4 separate regions of the Homo sapiens genome follow, and all the other regions are linked to region 1. A link is a loop called in an ENCODE intact Hi-C map of the cell type or tissue named here. Cell type or tissue: Caco-2. All regions are shown on one strand. Links, peaks and the distances in the headings refer to the core of each region. The heading gives the core; the rest is flanking DNA.

What was found. Peaks named below come from ENCODE experiments on the same cell type or tissue, not always from the same donor. Only the 100,000 strongest peaks of a DNase experiment are listed, where the experiment ranks them.
Region 2: it touches region 1 in a loop (8-fold over the local background); 2 of 110 quality-filtered maps call a loop at or near these places.
Region 3: it touches region 1 in a loop (7-fold over the local background); 6 of 110 quality-filtered maps call a loop at or near these places.
Region 4: a loop joins it to region 1, with 6 times the contacts of the local background. A loop is called at or near these places in 5 of 110 quality-filtered maps.

Annotation. Positions count from the first base shown.
Region 1 is chr1:200,369,960-200,375,463 of GRCh38, forward strand. It overlaps LINC00862 (long intergenic non-protein coding RNA 862), which reads right to left and starts at 3,833. Exons shown (of 5, transcript NR_040064.1): 1 at 3,688-3,833; 2 at 3,134-3,210; 3 at 1,087-1,206. RefSeq lists enhancers at 2,187-2,717, 4,114-5,313. In Caco-2, for the core only: no CTCF peak of the experiment used is centred there; a DNase peak (open chromatin) is centred at 2,362.
Region 2 is chr1:200,273,997-200,279,500 of GRCh38, forward strand. No RefSeq gene overlaps it. Among named protein-coding and RNA genes, the nearest start is that of LINC00862, 97 kb to the right of the region's middle. In Caco-2, for the core only: a CTCF peak has its summit at 2,690; DNase peaks (open chromatin) are centred at 335 and 1,595.
Region 3 is chr1:200,312,519-200,318,022 of GRCh38, forward strand. No RefSeq gene overlaps it. Among named protein-coding and RNA genes, the nearest start is that of LINC00862, 59 kb to the right of the region's middle. In Caco-2, for the core only: no CTCF peak of the experiment used is centred there; a DNase peak (open chromatin) is centred at 2,003.
Region 4 is chr1:200,293,226-200,298,729 of GRCh38, forward strand. No RefSeq gene overlaps it. Among named protein-coding and RNA genes, the nearest start is that of LINC00862, 78 kb to the right of the region's middle. In Caco-2, for the core only: no CTCF peak of the experiment used is centred there; a DNase peak (open chromatin) is centred at 3,226.

The DNA of each region.
Region 1 (5,504 bases), core at 292-5,291:
GTCCAGCTGGGCATGGATAGATGAGGTGGGACAGGTTGCTTGCAGAGGACTTGGGGCAGTTTGGACTGAGTAGATAGTGCAGAGCTTCTGAGAGTGTTTGACCAGGCAAGGCCCTGAGCAGTGCTGTCCTTAGAAAGGATTAGGCCAGCAACTATGAATAGGATGAACTGAAATAAAGCTAGAAAGCCCAGGGAAAACCATTTGTTACCCCTAAAATTGGCAAAGATTAAGAAGTCTGACAAGTGTTGGAAAGTATCTGGGGAAACAGTTTTCCAACAGTTGAAAATCAATTTGGTAATATCTCTTAAAAGTTAAATTGTGCATATTCAAAATGTAGCAATCCTGCATCTAGGAATCAAGACTAAGAAACTATTGCCTATATATTAGTGAAAAAAATATAAACAATCATATATTCACTAATAAATGGACTGATAAAATGTGGTATTATTTATGCCATGAAATGCTAGACAGCAAATAGCCGGGTGTGGTGGCTCATGCCTATAATCCCAGCACTTTGGGAGGCCAAGGCGGGCAGATCACCTGAGGTCGGGAGTTTGAGACCAGACTGGCCAATATGTTGAAACCCCGTCTCTACTAAAAATACAAAAATTAGCCGGGCTTGGTGGCAGGCGCCTGTAGTCCCAGCTACTTGGGAGGCTGAGGCAGAAGAATTGCTTGAACCCGGGAGGCAGAGGTTGCAGTGAGCTGAGATCGTGCCACTGCACTCCAGTCTGGGTGACAGAGCGAGAGTCTTTCTCAAAAAAAAAAAAAAGAAAAAGAAAGAAAAGAAATGCTAGACAGCAATTAAAAATAATGAATATATATATATAGATGGGTGTGTGTGTGTGTGCACGTGTGTGTGTGTCTGTACAAAAACATGGCTAGACCTTAAAAACAATGCTCAGAGAAAGTAAACAAATCATATAACAGTTGGCTGGGCATGGTGGTTCATACTTGTAATCCTAGCATTTTGGGAAGCAGAGGCGGGAGGATCTCTTGAGGCCAGGAGTTTGAGACCAGGCAACATTGTAAGATCCCATCTCTACAAAAAAAAAAAAAAAATTAGCCAAGCATAGTGGCACAAACCTGTAGTCCTAGCTACTTGAGAGGCTGGAGCAGGAGGATCACTTGAGCCCAGGAGGTCGAGGCTGCAGTGAGCTATGATCATGCACTCCAGCCTGGGTGACAGAATGAGATCCTCTCTCTCTAAAAAAGAAAACATTTATGTATATTTAAATCCATAAAACAATACTACATATTAACTATGGGTACATACAAATATATATAAAATATTAAAAAGTATACAAACTGAACATGGGCTCTGGGAAGTGAGGACAGAAGGAGGAAATGGACTTGGAATTAATATTCAAAGGCAACTTGATTTTATCATCAATGTTTTGTTTTATTTCTTTAAAAAAATTGAAGAAGATATGACAAAAATAATAACAGTTGTTAATTTTGAATGATGGGAATATAGTAGCGTTTACTGGGAATCAGAAGAGAGATGCTAGTCACAGATGGAAAAACTAACAGGATTTCAGGACTGGGTGGGTTAGTAGAGGGTATAAAGTTGCCAGAAAGAACGAAGAATAAAAATTATATTCTTTCTTTTCTTTAACAATGAGAGGCTAGCCACACCATTAAAAGAACTAAAAAACAATGAGCTCCACTTTAGAAAGGTTTGTCTTATTAATGAGACAGCCAAATCATGGCCAGCAAAAAGTCAGAATTCAAAAACCCAAGCTGGCACTGACAAGCTATCCTGCAAAAGTAAGGAATAAAATAGGTGCCTCATTCAATATCCTCAAAAAAAAATTTTTAAGACTTTTTTAAGGTCCATAGAGAGTTCACTTTGTGTATTTGGCTTGTTTACAACATATATAGAAACCCAACCACAGTGTCCTATACTCAACAATTGAAAGTGAGGTTACTAAATTTTAATACACATTTCTAGAAAGCCTGGGGGTCTGACTCTGAAAATAAGCCATTCTAGTAAGACAACTTGTTAAGAGTTTCCTTTCAGTAAGCAACATCGACTAACAGAGCAAACAATGATCCAAATTTACACTGTTCGAATTAAAATTTCAAGCATTAACCTCTATTTTGAAATCAATCTCCCTGTCTTTACATAAAGATTATCAACTTCCAATTATCAGAAGAATGCAGCTTATCTTTATTAAAATGTACCCCCCCAATATTTCATGATATTTACATGTTTGCATAGTACTTTCCTATCCTTTTGTAACATGTTTTGCAACTCCTGAAAAGTCAATAGTCTTAGCTCTTCTCTAAAGGGGGAAACACAAGAGACTGAGTGACTAGTTCAGGGTGACTCACAGGCAGAGTCAACATTGGAACTCGGAACACTGAGCCTGGCATTCCAAGTTCCCAAAACCTTGAGGCTCTTGCTAATCCCAGCAGAATTTTCTTCTTTACAGGGCTGTGCTTCTTTGAGGCCTCTGAGACTAGAATGTTAGTGTCCAAAGCTTTCTCTTTCAAAAGTAGTCAATAGTCAGAAATAAATGTTGGCCTGCAAGTTCAATCTTTTTCTTTTTTTTGAGACAGGGTCTCACTCAGTTGCCCAGGTTGGAGTGCAGTAGCACAATCATGGCTTACTGCAGCCTTGACCTCCTGGGCTCAAGCGATCCTCCTGCTTCAGCCTTCCAAATAGTTGGGACCACAGGCATACCCCACCACACCCAGCTAATTTTTAAAATTTTGTAGACATGATGGTCTCACTTTGTTGCCCAAGTTGGTCTCAAAGTCCTGAGTTCAAGGGATCCTCCCACCTTGGCCTCCCAAAGTGCTGAAATTACAGGTATGAGCCACCGCTTCTAGTCCATCTTCACTTTTTAAAAGGCATAGCTAAACTGCATTGATACAACCTAATGATCTCCCTAATTAATGTAACTTTGCTGGTAATTGTTTTTTTAGAGTCCTCTGTTTAAGATTGGGTTAAATTCAAATCAAATGGTACTGTTTAAACTGTTTGCTGTTTTTTGTGTTTGTTCCCCGTTAGTGCTATCTTGGACATGCTGAGCTTCTAACTGCCACAGGGCTGTTTTGCTACTACTGACCTTATAAAGCCAACAGTTAGTGACTGTGTATATAAGGATTTAAGAGATTATTTTACCAGAATAAGGTTGCTTTGTAGCCATCCGGTGTAAATGGTGTTTCTTTCCATTAACAAATTGAAGAGCTCTTAAGCACCTGAAATTAAATAACAGCTTAAAAAATAAATTAATATACAAAAAATTTAGGTTTACTGACAATATCAGATTATTTCCCATTAAAAAAAATCACCCAACTCTTTTTTCTGATGCCTTTCACGTGGGACTTCAAAAAGCTTTTCCAAATATTTTCACTATCTGTAGTTCTCATTCTAATTTTGTAAATTAAAAAAAAAAAAGAGCCAAATAACTGACCCAAAGTTATGCAGTCAGTTGGTAGTAAAAGCCAAATAAGAGCTCAAATTTAATCTAGTCGTTAGAATCTGCCACAGTGTCCTCTTCGCTAAGTTGTACTACTGCCTCATTTTATTTCCCTTAAAAAATAATTGTTTGCATATCAGTTAAACTGGTCACATTGAAATATAAAACACGCCAGTATTATCAAGAGGTCCTTTCTTAAAGCAACAAAATACAATCACCTTTGTGCTAAAAATAAGCTATAAAAATAATTGTGTACCTTATAAATTTATCTACAAGTTTTAGCCTTCATTATATTCATTAATTAAACTGCCATAAATCTTCCTTTCCTATTGCTAAGATATTCTTAAACTTGCATACAAAGCACCAAAATGCACATCAGCCACAACACACACAAATTCATCACTCAATCTCGGTCCATTACTCTTGCCAAGGTCAGTATAGAATATTCTTGAAATTTTCACTTGTAGAATGAATAGATGTTTTGTAAGGATTATCTATTCAGGCAGAAAAAAAGGGGGGAGGGGAAGAACACAAGAAACAATTAGCTATTCAACTGGTACTGAGCAAATTCCAAGTACGGAATCCTTTGTTTGTTTTTATCTTGTTTTTGTTTTTCTTACCTACCTTGGGACTCCAGTCCACGAGAAGAAATACATCTTGTGAGATTTTTGTACAGCCTTTCTACAAACCTCCGTAGAGAAGGAGACGTTGTTGTCAGTTTTGGCTTCCTTTTGCAGTCAGGGACTGGGACCCAGAGTTATCTATTTGCATTTCAACACCCTTCTTTTGTTTTCGGTCCCACAAGAGGCTCAACCAGTTCAAAAGCAGGTAAGGCAGTTAGATCATTGTAATGACCCTAGAAAACTCAAAGGAGAAAACTTTTGCAAACAATGTGGTTATTTTAGCAAAAAACTACTACTTATTTCATCAGTCAAGCCTACAGAGCTCAAGCTAGACCATCTTGTTAAAAATTTACCTTAGGTTGTTCTTAATTCTCTCTGTGCCCTAGAGAGAGAAGAATGATGGTGGAAAGCAGGGTTAGAGAACAGAGAGGAGGAGAGTTCTGCATCCAGAATCTCTTCTGAATAAACAAATATCGCTAAAATATCCAAATATTCACAGGAATTTACAGGTCACATTATTGCATTTGATTCTGAGAGCAACAGCCTCTGTCATTTCTGCTGAAGGAGCATTCCTATATAACTCTAACAAAATTAAGAGAAAAGAATACTTTCTAGGTGGAGAGAGTTGGAGAGGACGGGTAAAGGTGCAGCCATCCCAGTGTCTGAAGGACACTCAGACACAAATGCTGCTGGTGTATACTTCCTGTCACACCCACTCAGATGACTACATGGTCAAGATTCCAGAATGTGATCCCGACGACAGCTTTCTAAGCATTTAATATTCCAAGAGGCATCAGCAGATAAAAATGTGCAGAGTTGCAAATTTTTAATAGAAAAATCCCCCAGGGTCTATGTTGAAGGTCAGTGTTTGGGAAAAGGCTATATTATAATGGGGCTATGGAGTCACAGATTAGAGACGGAAGGGACCATAAGGTTCATTTCCTCAAGGTCCGTGGTTACACAGCTGGTTTGTGACAGGCTATGAGCTCTCTGGGGTCTCAATCTCACGCTCTTGAGCTTTTGGTTACCAAACCTGCTTAGATGAGATCCACAGTGAGGTTATATTGTAAAAATTCTAAGACTTGGCAAGTCAGCCTATAATGAAGATATATATGCATAGACTTCAAAGGACTGACCTTGTCATCACCTACAATAGCTCTGCCGCAAGATTACTGATTCAGGCATTCAGCTTTTGGATAAGCATCTTTCCTTCCAACTTGCATGACAACAACTCCAACTGCTCTTAGAAATATTGGGGCCTCCAGTCTATTGATCCATCTGCTTTCTCCCAATTCATTAGCCTTCAGCTGTTTTCACTTTCCTTCTTACTCAATTTTTATTCCATGGTCTGTTATTACTATATCCTTTTTGCCAATCCCTTAAACTCCCTTCCTCTCTGTTTTTTCTACAAACCTATCTAGGAAAACGACAGCCCTCATTGAACCCCGCC
Region 2 (5,504 bases), core at 236-5,235, 96 kb before region 1:
TATATATATATTCTTCATATTCTAAAAAAACTCAAGAGAAATACTTTACTTACATTTACCTATTTGTTATAAAGGGTATTGCAAAGGACACAGATAAGCATCCAGATGAAGTAATACAGGGCAAGGTACCCAGGAAGGGGCACGGAGCTTCCATGCCCCCTCCTGATGGGCCACCCTTCAAGAACCTCCATGTGTTCAGCAATCCAGAAGCTCTCGAATCCTGTCCTTTTGGGTTTTTATGGCAGCTTCATTACATAGGCATGACTGATTACATCATTGGCCATTGGTGATCAACTCAACCTTCAGTCCCTCTCTCCTCCTTCAGGGCAGAGGTCGAGGGTGGGGGTTGAGGACAGAAGACTATAAATTCCAACCCTCTAATCACATAGTTGGTTCCTCTGGCAACCAGCTTCCATCCTGAGGCTATCCAGGCCCCACCACTACCCTAAAACACACACATATACCAGTTCATCGTGACAGCATGCAAATACACATCACTTTGGAGATTCCAAGGATTTTAGGAGCTATGTGCCAGGAACCAGAAGCAGAAACCAAATGTATATATTTGGTTATTATACCATAATATTACATCATTATAATTATATCATAATATTACACCATGTAACCTTCTTTTCAAGCATGAAGCCTAGCCCTGTGTTAGTAAGTGTCTCAGGCCAAGCCACTCAAGAACATTGCCTGTGGTCTATAGGATGCTGGATGGCCTTCTTCAAAGCCCAGAGCTTTCAGTATTTGGATAAATGTGGATCCTTCATGGACTTTGTGTGGGCTGCCTGACCACTCAGGCCTTTGTGAGTTGTGCTAAGAAGGGGGCTAGGGTTCTCTCTGCTCTTCAGGTAGCCACGCTAATATACTGTGGAGTTGGAATCAGCATTCGGGTTTCCTGACTGATCTCCGCATCTGGCTTCTCACAACCACCAATCACACAACATTCCCAGAGCTCTCATGGCAGATGTGCTGGCCCCATTCAGGACTCTCAATGACACCGTCCTCTCTGGAAATATTTTATACCAAATACAGCTATTACAATTGTGACTGTAAAAGAAAATAAATAAGGGAAAAACCTCTAGTTCCTGGACAAGTTTCCTTTTGCATGCTGTATGGAGCAGACCCAACTCCCCCAGCCCAAGCAACATTGATAAGAGTTGGGCTGTTCATACCTGTTACAGGAGTTTCCGCCTGAAGCAAATTATTGTTATTACCAGGTTATAAACCCTTAGAAGAATCCCTTAATGGAAAAGCTAACAGCCCATTAACTATAATGAGTGTCATATATAGGATGCGTTCCAGCAGAGGGAAGGCAACTGTGTTATCTCGGTCTTTGAGCAACCCCCGGGCTCATGACAAGGATGGTCGACACCAGACAGTGAGACCCTCCCGACAGGACAAACCACTCTGCCGTTATATGTGACTCTCTGGTCCCTGCATCAGTCCTGGAGAAACCCAGTTTATTTACAAGACCTGCCTTCCACCTTGAGAGAATGCAACACATCTGGGGGACAGTTTACAAAGAGGGGAAGTCAGCTACCGCCATCAGCAGACGTGAGACCGTTAGCCTCACACACCAGGCTGCAAGGCAGGGCCTGTTATCACAAACAAGCTGTTTGCTCACTGTTTGAATCTATTTCTGGAGACTGTTTACCTAAATGAAATTACTTATCCACTGGGGCAGGGTTCAAAGCTCAAAAGATAAGTGCAATCGGCTGTTAAAAAGATCCAAGCTTGGGAAAATGAGGGGGAAAGAACAAAGTCAGATTAATCCCAGGGGAAGAAAGTCTCAATGCCATAGAAATTACATGGCATTCCTTTAGACCATCAATTAATTTTAATTCCAAAAGTTCAAAGGCACTATTTAAAGGAACTAATTAATAGCTAATATTCTCCCCAGGGTGATCTAGTCTGGTTTACAAGAGCAACGGCATTGATGGGCTGAACGTTCGTTCCTTCTCTTGCTGATCATTACAGGTAACGCTAGCCTGAGTCCATGGAGGACAGATCTGGGAATTCCCATGCATGGAATAATAATGACACTTACTAGTCCTTACTCAGACTCTTGCTAAATTTTAGTTACTCTACCTCTGGGGACGTGGCTCACCGCAGTCATCCTTGAATTACGCTCTGTGGAAAAGTGGACCCTAAAGTCGAGGGTACATCTTGCTCTATGTAAGTTCTAGTATTGTTGTTCTTTACATAAGCTACTCTAGGGGAAAGTTCTTATTTGACTTTTTTTAACCTTAGGTGCAGAGTGTTGAGTTCATCATACTCCCACCTCCATTCAATGTCACTGGGCTGTACACGTGCCTTCTCTTTAATATTTTTTAAATTTCCTTTTGATCTTCCTACTCACTCCCATCCTCTCTCCTCCCACACATAGGCTGCTATCCTAAGGTGTTTAATGTTTATTTTGTTTGTCTGGATATCTCTGTCTTGTGTTCATGTATTTTTCCTTTTGCTCATAATCCTCTTACCCAAGTATTACTTTTATTCCTGTTACAATCAGGTCCTTGTCCATCTGCGTTTTCATTGTTTACGCATTGTAAGTAATATCCATGATAGAATATTTGTGTCCTGATTTTTAACATTTCTATAATGAGCTTTTCTTTTCTTTAGTCTTTGATAGACTTTTTTTCTTATCTCCCTGCACCCCCAGCAGGTGACCACTGCTAACAGCATGGGCAGGGTCTATCTCTCCACACGTCTTCAGGATCACTCAATCCTTTAAACTGGTAGTTACAGAAATGTGTGTGTGTGTGAGAGAGAGAGAGAGAGAGAGAGAGAGAGAGAGAGACAGAGAGAGAGAAAGTGAGAGAGAGAGAGAGAGAGAGGAGAGAGATTTGGTTTAATGAACTGGATTCGTAATCCATAGCTCTGTGGCTTGCTATTCTCATCTAAGAATATGTCATGATCATCCTTCCAGGGCAGTAGATCCGGATCTCTGGCATTCTTTTTTAATAGCTGTCTAGTAATTCATGGGATAGATGGATGTTCAGCAGTTCACCCAACCATCCCTCTACTGACGGGCATTTAGGTTGCACACGGTTTTTTATCACTACAAATAAAGCTGCATATTTATGCACGTGAATCCATAAATACTGGGGCTTTTACATCTATAGGGTAGATTTCCAGGAGGGTGCATAAATTTTTTACCTATATAAATGGTATTAAGTTAAATGCCACTTTGTATTTTTTATTTCTTCACTATGTACTATGCTTTTAATATCTATCCATGTTATAATTTGCAGACCTAATATGTTGGTTCTAACCACTGCACAATATTCCATAGTGAGCCCCCAGTTCACTTAACCTATCAGTCTCCAGATGCCTGTATATAATAGCAGCACAGTGGGTAAGGTGCTTTTTAAATACTACTGAAAGGTTAACGTGCTTAAAAATAAAGCACCAAGCCAGGTGGGGTGGCTCACACCTGTAGTCCCACCTACTACAGGGGTTGAGGCAGGAGGGTCACTTCAGCCCAGGAGTTTGAGGCCAGCCCGAACAACACAGAAGACCCCTATCTCTATAAATAAATAAATAAATAAATAAATATAAAGCATCAAATAGAAAACACGTAATTCCTGCTTTTTCAAACTCTCAATAGACTCGATTTTGGAAAACTGTTATGAGCAAACAGGGCACAAGAAAAAGGAGATCACAGGAATGAGGGGACTTGCATTTGTTGAAAATCTGTGTCAAGCACCTTACAAAAATCTTATTTGATTCTCAATGTAAACTTTGGAGGCAATAGTTTACTCACTGACCAGATAAGGAAACGAAGGGCCAGGTAGATTAAATGCATTCCTCGTACTCATGGTGGGACTGGGATTCAAAGCCAAGTCTTCTTGGCCCTTCCCACTACTCCTTGTGAACTGCAACCCAAACTAATGTCTCACTTTTTAGAAAAGGTCTCCTAAGGGGCATGGGGGATGGGTAGGGAAAGTACATGAGTATCACAAGATTGTCGATCTAAAATTTCATCCAAGGATTCTGAAAACACTGAAAATTGATATTCTTCTCAATGAAAATTAATGGACTTAATCTTCCAAAAAGCTTGGAAAGTCTAACCAATTTCTAGAGCTTTTGTGGGAAGACGCTGGTGTTACCAAGAACAGCATGATTATAGGTTAAATTCAGAGTTTTCCTGATTCGGGGAAGAGGCCAGGCCTCGCTCGCAAAGGAAAGGCCTCAGGAAGCCACGTGAAATGCGGTCAGATCATTAATGATGTTGCTGCGCATGGAAGGAGGGTGAAATGAATGCTCTGGAACAACAACAGATTTCTGCCCAGCGTCCTGGGACTGTCACAGGGTTCTTGTTTGGCACTGGACTTTCTCTTTCTAAATACAAGGGACCTGCCGTGGTAACCTGCTGTGGTCAGTTGTGTGGAAGGATCTAGAAACCATCATAATCCAGCCAGCAGCAGTTACTGGGCATGTATGCCAGGCCATGGGTAAAGCACAAAAGAGGAAGATGAAATGATAAATCAAGGATATTAACTGTTTGCATAATTTTTTGCCCCGGAATCCAGAAGCAAAACCGAGGCTTGATGCATTTAGAAATTTTAAAGTGAACTGAGACCCAGCACCTAACCAGCTCGGGTTGCTGGGTCGTCACTCGTGACACTCAGTTTCAAAGGCACAATAAGAGGCAAGGTTAGCTGCCCGGTCCTCTTCCACACCACTAAGCAGCCACCAAACCAGCTTGGGTTCTCGAGGAAAACAGTAGAGATAGAGAGAGGGAGGGGTGCAAGAAATTCAAATCATTTCACCAACGGAGTGTATTAGTCCGTTCTCACACTGCTAATAAAGACCTACCCAAGGCTGGGTAATTTATAAAGGAAAGAGGTTTAATTGACTCACAGTTCTGCATGGCTGGGAGGCCTCAGGAAACTTACAATCACGGCAGAAGGAGCCTCTTCACAGGGTGGCAGGAAAAGGAATGAGTGCTCAGTGAAGGGGGAAGCCCTTTATAAAACCATCACATCTCCTGAGAACTATCACGAGAACAGGGTGGGGGAAACCTACCCCATGATTCAATTATCTCCACCTGGTCCCTCCCACGACACGTGGGGATTATGGGAGCCACAATTCCAGATGAGATTTGGGGCTGGGCGAGGTAGCTCATGCCTGTAATCCCAGCACTTTGGGAGGCCAAGGTGGACAGATCACTTGAGGTCAGGAGCTCAAGACCAGCCTAGCCAACATGGCGAAACCCTGTCTCTACTAATAATACAAAAAAATTAGCCAGGCATGGTGTTGCACACCTGTAATCCCAGCTACTCAGGAAGCTGAGGCAGGAGAATTGCTTGAACCTGAGAGACGGAGTTTGCAGTGAGCCGAAATTGAGCCACTGCACTCCAGCCTGGGCAACGGAGTAAGGCTCCGTTTCAAAAATAAATAAGTAAATAAAGATGAAATTTGGGTGGGGACACAGCCCCTATAGGAAAAGGCAAGTACAACACACCATACAACAGGGACAGAGGTATACAAGC
Region 3 (5,504 bases), core at 110-5,109, 58 kb before region 1:
CCTGCGTCTCAAAGATGGCAACTTCTCAATGGTCACTTCAATGTTTCTGCATAACCCTCCTGACCATATTCTTTTTCCTTTGCCACCAGGCTTAAACTTTTTGTAGGCATCTTTTTCTTCTTTACTAGATTTTAAATTACTTGAGAGCAAAGATCTTATTGCAACATATTGCTTCAGGAAACCTTCTTTTTCTATCAAATTGAATCTTTCGAGAATGACCAAATGCATAAACAAATAGATAAATGAATAAATAAACAAGAGCCCAAGTGAGAAACTTATTCATCTCATCTCCCATATTCTCTTGTAATATTAATCAATGTTAATTACAAAACCACAATGCAAATTATCTCTAAAATTCATTGACACTAGGTTCTAGTCTGGATTTCTTAAACCAAATAACTGGAGTAATTGAAACTAGAATAAGAATTTTTGGTTTAGTGAAGGTGAAAAAAACTTCTAGAATACTCCCTTTCACAAGAATAGAATGGACATCTTCAGGTTCATAAAATCTGAAAGAAGGAAGAGGTTGACATCCTCATTTCAGAATGAAGAGGGGAGAAAAGGCCACCAGTACTGATTGGATAGTTGCTGTGTGTTGGCAACCATGCTAGGCACTTTCAAGTAGTTTATTGAATTCACTTCCAGGGAAGCCACCTCAGTTTTATCTCCATTTTACAAATTAAAACTCTGACACTAAGAAGGTTTGCCAAAAGTATCACAGCTATGATCTGGCAGACCTGGTTCTTGAACCCCAGGCTGACATACAGAATGCCACTGTGAAAACTCTATCCCCTCACCTACTTCAAAATGGAATGCCTTCCAAGTCCCTTCCCTGTGTTATAATTACTGTTAATTTTCTACCAATACTTCCCTTCTCTCTTCTCTTCTCAAATGCCAAAATTTTATCTCACCTCCAATTCTGCTACCTTTCCCTACCCTTATGCACACTCCCTTCCTTGCCTAGCCTTGATCTCTTCTCAGAAATCTCCACTGGCCAAGAACGTGTTTCTTAGGACATGGCCACCCCCAGTCCTCTAAAAGTCTGTAGCACACTCTTTCACCCTCTCGAGATGTTCAGGGCCCTTCCTGGAGCTTGACACTTGACCAAAAAAAAAAAAAAAACATGAATAAAACACACATGTAAATTTGGCCTGGATCATTGATAATTATATAGTTATTTAACAACCTTCTATATTCAGGAGTCAAGCCTACACCGATCATGACAAATGACACCAACCTAATGACCACAGTAATTCATTGTCCTGTTTAAAGAGATTATTTAGCAAAGTCAAGGTTAAAACCATGTAACGGAACAAATTAAGGGGTGATATTACAGGACCTCCATCACACTTTTGGTATACACTTCAGCTAAGAAACATAGCTATATTTAATATTCCTCTAATTTTTAATTTTTTTCCCTTTGTACATTTTAAAATATCATAGGAGAGATTGTTTGAAATCTTGTAAGAAAATTTTTTTCCAGAAACTTTAGCCAATACAACCTTTGCTTTTTTCCATTTATTTTTTAAATTTCTTAATATGAAAAATTTAAGATTAAGACAATGGCTCTTTTCATGACTAAAAACAGCATTTCATAAGGGTCTGACCAAAGTTATAGCCCCATGCTATCATGTAATTCACATTTATTGGTGGAGAGCGGGGTGGGGGGTCAATTTCAATTTTTTAAAATGACACCAGGGTTAGAAGGCTCCCGTCAGTGAGCTTTGCCCCTATGGGCTGAGGGCCCCTGAACACACTGGAGAAAGCAAGGGCAGCCCAGTGACCTGTGCAGAGAATTTGTATCCTGTGTTTTAAAGGGAAAGAATATGAAGAAAGAAAAGTTCATTCTGAGATGAACAAGGAGTGTGGTTTAACCTGCCCCCTGTGTAATCACTCCGCATATGCAATGAAGGGAAGAAGGCACTGCATTTTTAAGAGCTCCACAATCTCCCATTTGGTGACATAGGATGTTTGCAAACTCCTGGAGGGAAGGGTTACTGTACTCAACCCACACTCCCTGTGGGCCATCAATGCCATTTATTTGTCATGATTTCAGCTGATTAATATGTAACCACAGAGGCAAAAGAAATAATTTCACAATCTGCACGTCGCAGCAATTTTCAAATTCCTTTAGGTTGAAAGCAATCACCAGCAAGGCTTTCTCCACTCTGACATATTTATTCTTCCTCTTCAGATTCAAACCATTCCAAAAAGTGAGCAAAAAATACAGCAAAAGCAGCCTGCTTGTCTACAGTATTTACATGCTTTACATACCCTAAAAATATATAGCTTATTAATGACTGATTTTCCAACCTCTTCAATAAGCTTTTTTATTAGTGTGACAATTTTTAACTTGTAAGTGTCAAGCCGTCTCTCACTGTGCGTGTCTCCTTTATGATATTTAATATAAAGATAGAAGAGTATTTATATCCCTCACAATAAGAGAACGAATTGTTTTAAGGTTATACAGCCTAGATGTGATAAAGAAAGAAGGAACCTTACAAAATGATAAATATTTTCATTAAAAAACTTTAAAACTAAAAGTTCAAAGATATGTTCTCCTCTCTTATTTCTTGTCAAAACATGACTTAAAACCCAAAACTAATCTACTTTCAATTTTATTCCATATTTCAGTGCTGTCATAGTACTCAGCAGAGAGTATTGGAATACGATCATTTTTTATTTTGGTGATGTTACCGACAGCTTTATTTCACAAAGCAATCTTATACTATGTCTACCAGTGGCAGGGCATAGAGGTCAAATAGTCTAGCCTTACAGGTAGAGAGCTTATTAAATGGCACGTCTATTAAACCCGATGGACAACATAAAGAAACATTACAGCAAAATACTTTTAACATAGTTCAATGAAGATATGGCTCAAAAGGGTAGTAAATAATTTAAACGGAGACCAATAGGGAATTTGTTATATTTTTTACTAGCATCTTCAAATTATATTTCAAGCAGAGTGGTTAGAATAGAGAAAAACACAAAAGCTTACAAACCTCATGTCGTGGGTATTTCCTACAGCAAATGTAAAAGGAACATCAACCCAAATCCAAATATTAATAAATCAACAATTCTATCACAGAGTTCATTTAAAACAATCTCAGCATAAATATTATATCACTGTGAACTAAGGAAACAGTTTTTTAAAAATTACCTTACTGTCTTTTTTATTTTTGTTTTGGAAGACAGTCAATTTTAAAATTCTACTTATGGTAGCACCAATTCATGACAAAACCTCACTTCTAAGAAAAACTGCACCAGAAGAATAGAATAGAAATAATATGGAAAATACGTGTTTACTTATTACATATTATTTGGTGTGAAAATCTAAATTAGAAAATAACATGTGTGAATTCATAGTTGGGAATTTCTTTTTTTTTCAGATATCCCTGGTAACTCTTTGGTTATCAAAAATCAAGCTGATTATCTTTTTAATCACAATGTTTTTCTCCTGTATATGTTCAACTATATTTAGGAAAACCAAAAGAAAAAGAAAAAGAAAAAGAACAGAATCCATGAAAGAGATCGCGACTTCTTATCCTTATATACAAGCTGTGATTTACGGCCAAAATAACTAACTGAATCTGTAACTTTTAATAAGTTTATCATAAATGCTATATCTCTTAATCCTGAAATTGGGTCTCTGGTCTCTTACCAGGAATATAAACTACTTGATCAAGGATTATCAGTGGATTCACCTAGTAGGATAATTAATAAGATACAGAAACATAAAACATGAGTTGTTAAAGTTTACAATTACCTTCCCTCACAGCATCGCTCTAAACGCACTGTCCTTGCTTCAGCACACAGTAAATCATCTACCTAAATGTATTTGCACCCAATCATTTTTTAAAGTCACAATCTTTGTAGTGTCAACTTGTCAAGGGTCAAAGGGAAGAACAGGCAAGATTCCCAAATCAATCTGCTTGTAGAAACTGTCTCATTTCATTTCAAATTACCTGCTGTGGTTGAAGCAGGCTATGGACAAACTGCCTCCTCCATAAACCATGACAGCACAGGTCGAACTTATGTGATCATTCATAAGGGGCAAGTCATGCCGGTTCTGTCATTAACTACTTTTAAACGGCTGTGCAGGGTTAAGTGATCTTGCAGGGCAGCCGCAGATATAAATACTGTTTGGACAGTTTAATGTCAAGAGACAACTCCTCTGGGATTAAAACTGTGTAACCCAATAGGATGGTTGTCGATACAAGGATTAAGGTACTTTGGTCCAGTTACTTGAAGTCATGCCTTTACATGTTTTGTCCAAGTGACCCTATAGGAGACCTCAAATGAGTGCCGTTCATCTACATCATGCAACTCCCAGACAGCATTCTGAGAATATTAAAAATAACTTCAGGCATTCAGAGGCTCACTCTCCCAGGTGTTCAAGAGTTTACGTTTGTCCTTGTGAGGCTGACCAGAAAATGAGAGCACATTGCTGTTGGGAGCAGGTGCCTTGCAGCAGCCTTACAGCCTTGGGCTTCCAGAGCTCATGATCAATGGGAATATCAAAGACCCACTGCTGTCCATAACATCAGGGAAGTTGGGTACAGTAAATTGTGCAAAAAAGAGCCATGATATAAGAAAAAGGACTGAAATGCCTATTCCATTGCTTTTCTAGTGCCCATCCCTTGAGATAAACCCTATAATGTCTAAAGATAACAACAGCTAGTATTTATTGAGTGCTTAGGATATGTTGGGCACTCACTGTACTAAGTGCTTTGTATGCATGACTCATTTGAATCTTACAATAACCAGTTGAGGAATCTATTATTGACCCCTGTTTATCATAGGTGAGAAAGCTACAGACCAGAGCAGGTAATCATTTGCCCCAAGTCAAAGAGCCAGTAGTGATGAAGAACAGGAACAAATACTGTGCCTGACTCCAGAACTCTCACTACAATGGTATGCCGCCTCCACTGTAATTATGACTCCTGTGAGAAATTCTACTTGCTTGACTTATAAAGTATTTATAATATACACTGGCTTAGCTTTCTTTAACATGCATTAGCTGCATGCAAAACTGTCTGAATCATTAAAAGAAAAGCGTTGCTAAGTTACTCAGAAACCAAAGAGAGCCAAATCAGGCTGATATGTGAGTATCTCTGTGGGTACACGAAGACTTTCCAGAGGGTACGTGGGCACAAATAGTTTTAAGGAAATGCATTTCAAAATCTTTTTCTAAAATTGATCCACCTGAGAAAATATAAACCTCCACTTCACCCAAAGCCTATGTACCAGGTCCCTGAAATTCCCTCCCCAATTCATCCCGTTAAGAGATGCATTTCAACCAAAAGATTTTTGTGTTTAAAACTCATCTATCAAATGTATCAAATAGGTTGTAATATATATATGGTGTTTTGATCAATTTCCAGTGCTACCTCAATACAGAGGAAAAATGTTAACATTTAGAACCTTATAGGATATTTGAAAAGAAATTTCAATTTATATACCTAGTTTTGTAGCAGAGAATTACGTGGTAGTTAATAAGGGCT
Region 4 (5,504 bases), core at 323-5,322, 77 kb before region 1:
TCTATGCAACCCATTGTGTGACCTGATGCGAGCTTAGTCAATGCAAAGTGCTCATATTCCTAATTAGCACAGTGTAAGCCTGTCCATTAAACCCAAGCCTGAAAGGCTATATGTACCCAAAGCGGGCAGCACCTTTTTCAGCATCACCCAAAGGTACCATATTTATAGCAGAGGCCCTGTTGCCCCATTTTAGGTTTTAAACAGGGACCATAGTCCCATTTACATGATTTCCTTTTGCATGCCTTCCTGCACTAGAAAAGGTTTTATTTTTCCACCGAAGGGGCTCAGCAACTGTTTTTTGATTGATGGAACTAGAGGCTAGACCAGTGTTAATGAGAGGATCATTTTGAAGAGAGTCATCAAAAACCTTCAGCAGAAATAGCATGGAACTCCTGGCAGCCTAATTTCATTTGTCCTGGGACCATGTTTCCTCACCAGTTTACCACGCCAAGCCATAATTTTTTGCATAGTGAAAACATCAACGCCTTTTATATATTCATTTAAAGTAACTTATTCATTATTATAAAAAGCTTTTTTTATTGCTTAGTTAATAATAAACGTGAATCACCAACAATGAGATAAGTATTCTCAAGAAACCACCAAGATACAGACTTGGTATTCAAGTACTTACACATTTTTTAATCACCCAATAAAAATGTAAGATGTTTATTATTATTAACATTCACAATTGGAAAGCTTGATAATGTCCTGTAGGCCAATAGCTCTTATTCTTCTAGATCCTAAAAGCAGGTGCCAGAGCAGAACTCACGGGGTTGGTGCTTGTTCCCTTGGCATTCTGCATATCTCAGCATACGAAAACTGCTAGTGCAATAATATTCTGCTTTAAAGCTATAGATAAAAAGAGTGACATGCAGTGCCGTGCTGTAATCCTCTCCAGGGCATCTAGGAACTGATCATTTTGTTTCATGAGGTCCACATTATTATCTAACTCATAAAATGACTTCTCGCATTCGAAATAAATTAATCTTGCTTGTTCCCCTCAATAACATATACTCGTATGAGTATAAACAGAGACAAGATTTGCTAAATTATTATTGATGGCTGTAGGCAAAAGAGCCATATCAGAAGCAGGCATATCCCAAGCTTTTACCATGATCAGGAGCTCATACTGTTTTACCTGTCAATATATCTGGTTTCTGTACTCTGGTTGCCAGAGAGCTCCAACTGTAGACCTGGATGAGTTGTCAGGCACCACTTCCTGTACTTCCAGCCAAGTGAGACAAATGAAACCTCTTCATCCTGTGCAGTTGAAGTGCAGGAAGTTGAACCATTTCTTCCAAGCTTAGCTCCCTTTGCTCTATTCTATTCCATGGACTCCTTCACCTCCTGAACAAGACAAGACCAGGAAACGTGCAGCAGCAATTCCAAAGTTCCAATTCCCAAAAGTAAGTGGCTGTGTAAGGGCATCCTCTAATGATCCCCCAAAACAGAAGTCACAGATCTTAAGAATCTGCTTTCAAGGATGCCCATAGTAGTTATCAGTTTCCCCCCTCCTCGGCTCTGTCGTAAGACCAATTCCACAGCAAAGGAAAACACTTAGAAACTGTTTAAAATGCTTAGTTCAGTTATTCTGGAAAGCAGTTTGGAGATTTCTCGAAGAACTTAAAATAGAGCTGCCATTCAACCCAGCAATCGCATTTCTGGGTATATACCCAAAGGAAAATAAATCATTCTGCCAAAAAGACACATGTACTTGCATGCTCATCACAACAGTATCCACAACAGTGAAGACCTAGGTGCCCATCCATGGTGGATTGGATAAAGAAAATGTACATATACACCATGAAATACTACGCAGCCATAAAAAAACAAAATCATGTGCTTTGCAGCAACATGGATGGAGCTGGAGGCCATTATCCTAAGGGAATTAATGTGGGAACAAAAAATCAAGTACCACGTGTTCTCACTTCTAAGTGGGAGCTGAACATTGAGTACACATGGACATAAAGATGTGAACAATAGACACTGCAGACTACTAGAGGCGGGAGGGGTGGAAGGGTATGGGTTGAAAAGCCACCTATGGGGCCCTATGCTCACTGCCTGGGTGAGAGGATCCATACTTCAAACCTCAGCACCACATAATATACCCATGGAACAAGCCTGCACATGTACTCCCTGAATCTAATATAAAAGTTGAAATTACATAAATAAGTAAATAAAATAATCTTCAAAATAACAACATTAAAAATGTAATAATTTGACCACTAAATTAGAATTATTTGGACAGAGGTACAGTATAAGACATCTAAAACACTAGCTGTTTCTTGAGAATACTTATCTCATTGCTGGTGATTCATGTTTATTATTAACTAAGCAATAAAAAAATTAAATGCTTTTTATTTATTTATTTATTTATTTATTTTTCCTTGGGACAGAGTTTCACTCTGTCGCCCAGACTGGAGTGCAGTGGCCCAATCTCGGCTCACTGCAACCTCCACCTCCCAGGTTCAAGAGATTCTCCTGCCTCAGCCTCCCGAGTACCTGGGTCTACAGGTGTATGCCACCACACCCAGCTAATTTTTGTATTTTTAGAAGAGACTGGGTTTCACCATGTTGGCCAGGCTGGCCTTGAACTCCTGACCTCAGTTGATCCTCCAGCCTCAGCCTCCCAAAGTGCTGGGATTACAGGCATGAGCCACCATGCCCAGCCTAAAAGCATTTTATAATAATCTTTGTATTTGCAAGATGAAGAGAATATGTTAGATGGTGCCCTTAGTTTGGGCTGTGATAACAAATACCACAGACTGAGTGGTTTAAACAAAAATGTATTTATCCTAGTTCTGGAGGCTGGAAGTTTGAGATCAGAATGCCAGCACGGTTGAGTTCTTGGTGAAAGACCTCCTCCTGGTTTATAGACAGCTTCTTCCTGCATCCTCACATGGAGGAAAGAGAAATCATCTCTCTCTGTCTCTTCTTATATGAACACTAATCCCATTCATGAGGCCTCCCTCCCTTATGACCTAGTTATCTCCCAAAGGCCTGACCTCAAATACTACCACATTGGGAATTAAGATTTCCACATGTGCATTTTGAGAGGACACAAACATTCAGTCCATAGCAGACAGCAATGTTTTAAATTTTGCCATAGGCAAGTCCAGGACAGAACCTTTGGAATTTCAAACCTCCCTACTCCTGCTACTAATAACCATTCCCTACAGGCCTTGAGCTAAAAATATCCTCCACATTGGGTAAGCTGGAAGAAAAATAAATATTTACCCACCATGAATGACTCCTTTGCCTAATAAACACTGTGTCAAACTTGGTTGCTTTGTCAAGAGGCAGTAAAAAATAGGACTCCAGGTGAGGTGGCTCCCCTACCTATAAACTCAGCTACTCGAGAGGCTGAGGATGGAGGATGCTTTGAGCCCAGAAGTTCAGAGACCAGCTGGACAACATAGTGAGACCCGGTATCTTAAAAAAAGAAAAAAAGAACATTCCAGAACATTTGAGCCATGAAGACACCAGCACAACAAATATTTAGTATCACCATGAAGTCAGTCATTTACAATTTAAAGCTATTCTGTCCTCAAGAGACAGGAAAATTGAAGCTAAAGGGATGCTAAAAGATGGCAGGGAATGTAAATATGCCACCTTAAAAGGGTGAGCTCTGCCGACCAAGGACCAAGAGATCAAACTGGGAGATGGTTCATTTGTCCCTAAAGCCAGTTTAATTTCAGCAATTAACAAAACAGTATTTCATAAAACGAACACAACAGTTTAGTATCAACAATTAATATCAACAATTAAAACCTAGATATCCTATTTCACAACCTTTAAAATTGGCAACTCAAGCTGAGAGCAGGGGCATGAGCCTGTAGCCTCAGCTGAGGCAAGAGGGTTGCTTGAGCCCAGGAGTTTGAGACCAGCCTGGGAAGCATAGTGAGACCCCACCTCTTAAAAAAAAAAATGGTAACTCAACTTCTGGCACATATTAACTAATAACTTTTCTAGTTTGGCCTTTGCCATGGTTTTTTTGTTTTTGTTTTTGTTTCTGTTTTTTGAGATGGAGTCTCGCTCTGTCACCCAGGCTGGAGTGCAGTGGTGCAGTCTCGGCTCACCGCAACCTCCACCTCCTGGGTTCAAGTGATTCTCCTGCCTCAGCCTCCCAAGTAGCTGGGACTACAGATGTGTGCCACCACGCCTGGCTAATTTTTTTGTATTTTTAGTAGAGACGGGGTTTCACCGTGTTAGCCAGGATGGTCTCGATCTCCTGACCTCGTGATCCGCCTGCCTCGGCCTCCTGAAGTGCTGGGATTACAGGCATGAGCCACTGCACCCGGCCTGCCATGTTTTTTTGTTTTTTTTTTTTGTTTTTTTTTTTTAGGGCTAAAGACTAAAACTGTTCCCATAAAGCCTTTTCTCTGTCAGAACCTGCAGTTCTACCATTCATTCAGCTGCTCAAGCCCCCGACCCATTGAGCTCAATGACACCAGCAAGTCCTGCAGCTTTTGTCTCCCAAACACCAAATTTCATCTAACAACAGGCCACGGATTGTTAGATGCACCATTGTCACTCGTATCTCTAAGAAAGAATCAGTATCACCAATTCTAAGCCTTATCCCCATTTTAGAGATAAAAACATGAAACATACTTACATTTCAGGATCAAGGTAATATGGTATATCTTGACTCTTAAGTCTTCCTCATCCAGTGTCACCACCCTGGTCCAGGCCCCCTTCATATCTCACCTGGACCTCAGCAACCATGGGCTGCTAACTAGTCTCCTTTACTCGTGACCCCTTCCAACCCATTCTCCATTCCACTGCCAAAATCACAATTTTTATAATACAAATCTTATCATACAATATGAATCTGGTCATTGTTGGTTTCAAAGTCTTCAGTGGCTTCCAATTGCTCTTGGCATGAAGATCTAACTCCTCAAGAGAGCCTGTAAGACCATGATTGATCTGACTTCTGTCGTCTCATCTCTCAGCAGCTTCTCAGGCAATATCTCACCTGCAACCATATCTGACCCCCTCCTGAGTTCTTCATACATCTCAACTGCCATACACTCGACTTCCTCTGCTAACTCATCCTCTCTCTTTACCTGGCTAACTCCTATCTGTCCACCTTGTCCATCTTGTCTGTCAAAGCTGGCCCTGGCCACTCTCTCATAAGAACAGGTGTGGTCCCTACTACTTGCTCCCATAGCACTCTGTACTTTGCCTGCACAGCACTTGGCACACCTGGAATGATTTGCTTAATTATTTACTTAACTGTGTGTTTTTCCAACTTAAAGTTCTATGACACTGGGATTGATTTTAATCAGAGCAGATTCACTTGTGTCTAGCACAGTATCTGGTACATGTACATGTAGGGTGCTCCATAATATGTGTGTGTGTGTGTGTGTGTGTGTGTGTGTTGTTTTTGGGTTTTGTGGGGTTTGGGTGTTTTTTTTTTGTTTTTTTTTTGAAACGAGGTCTTGCTCTGTCGCCTAGGCTGCAGTGCGATAACATGATCAGGGCTCACCGCAGCCTCAAACTCT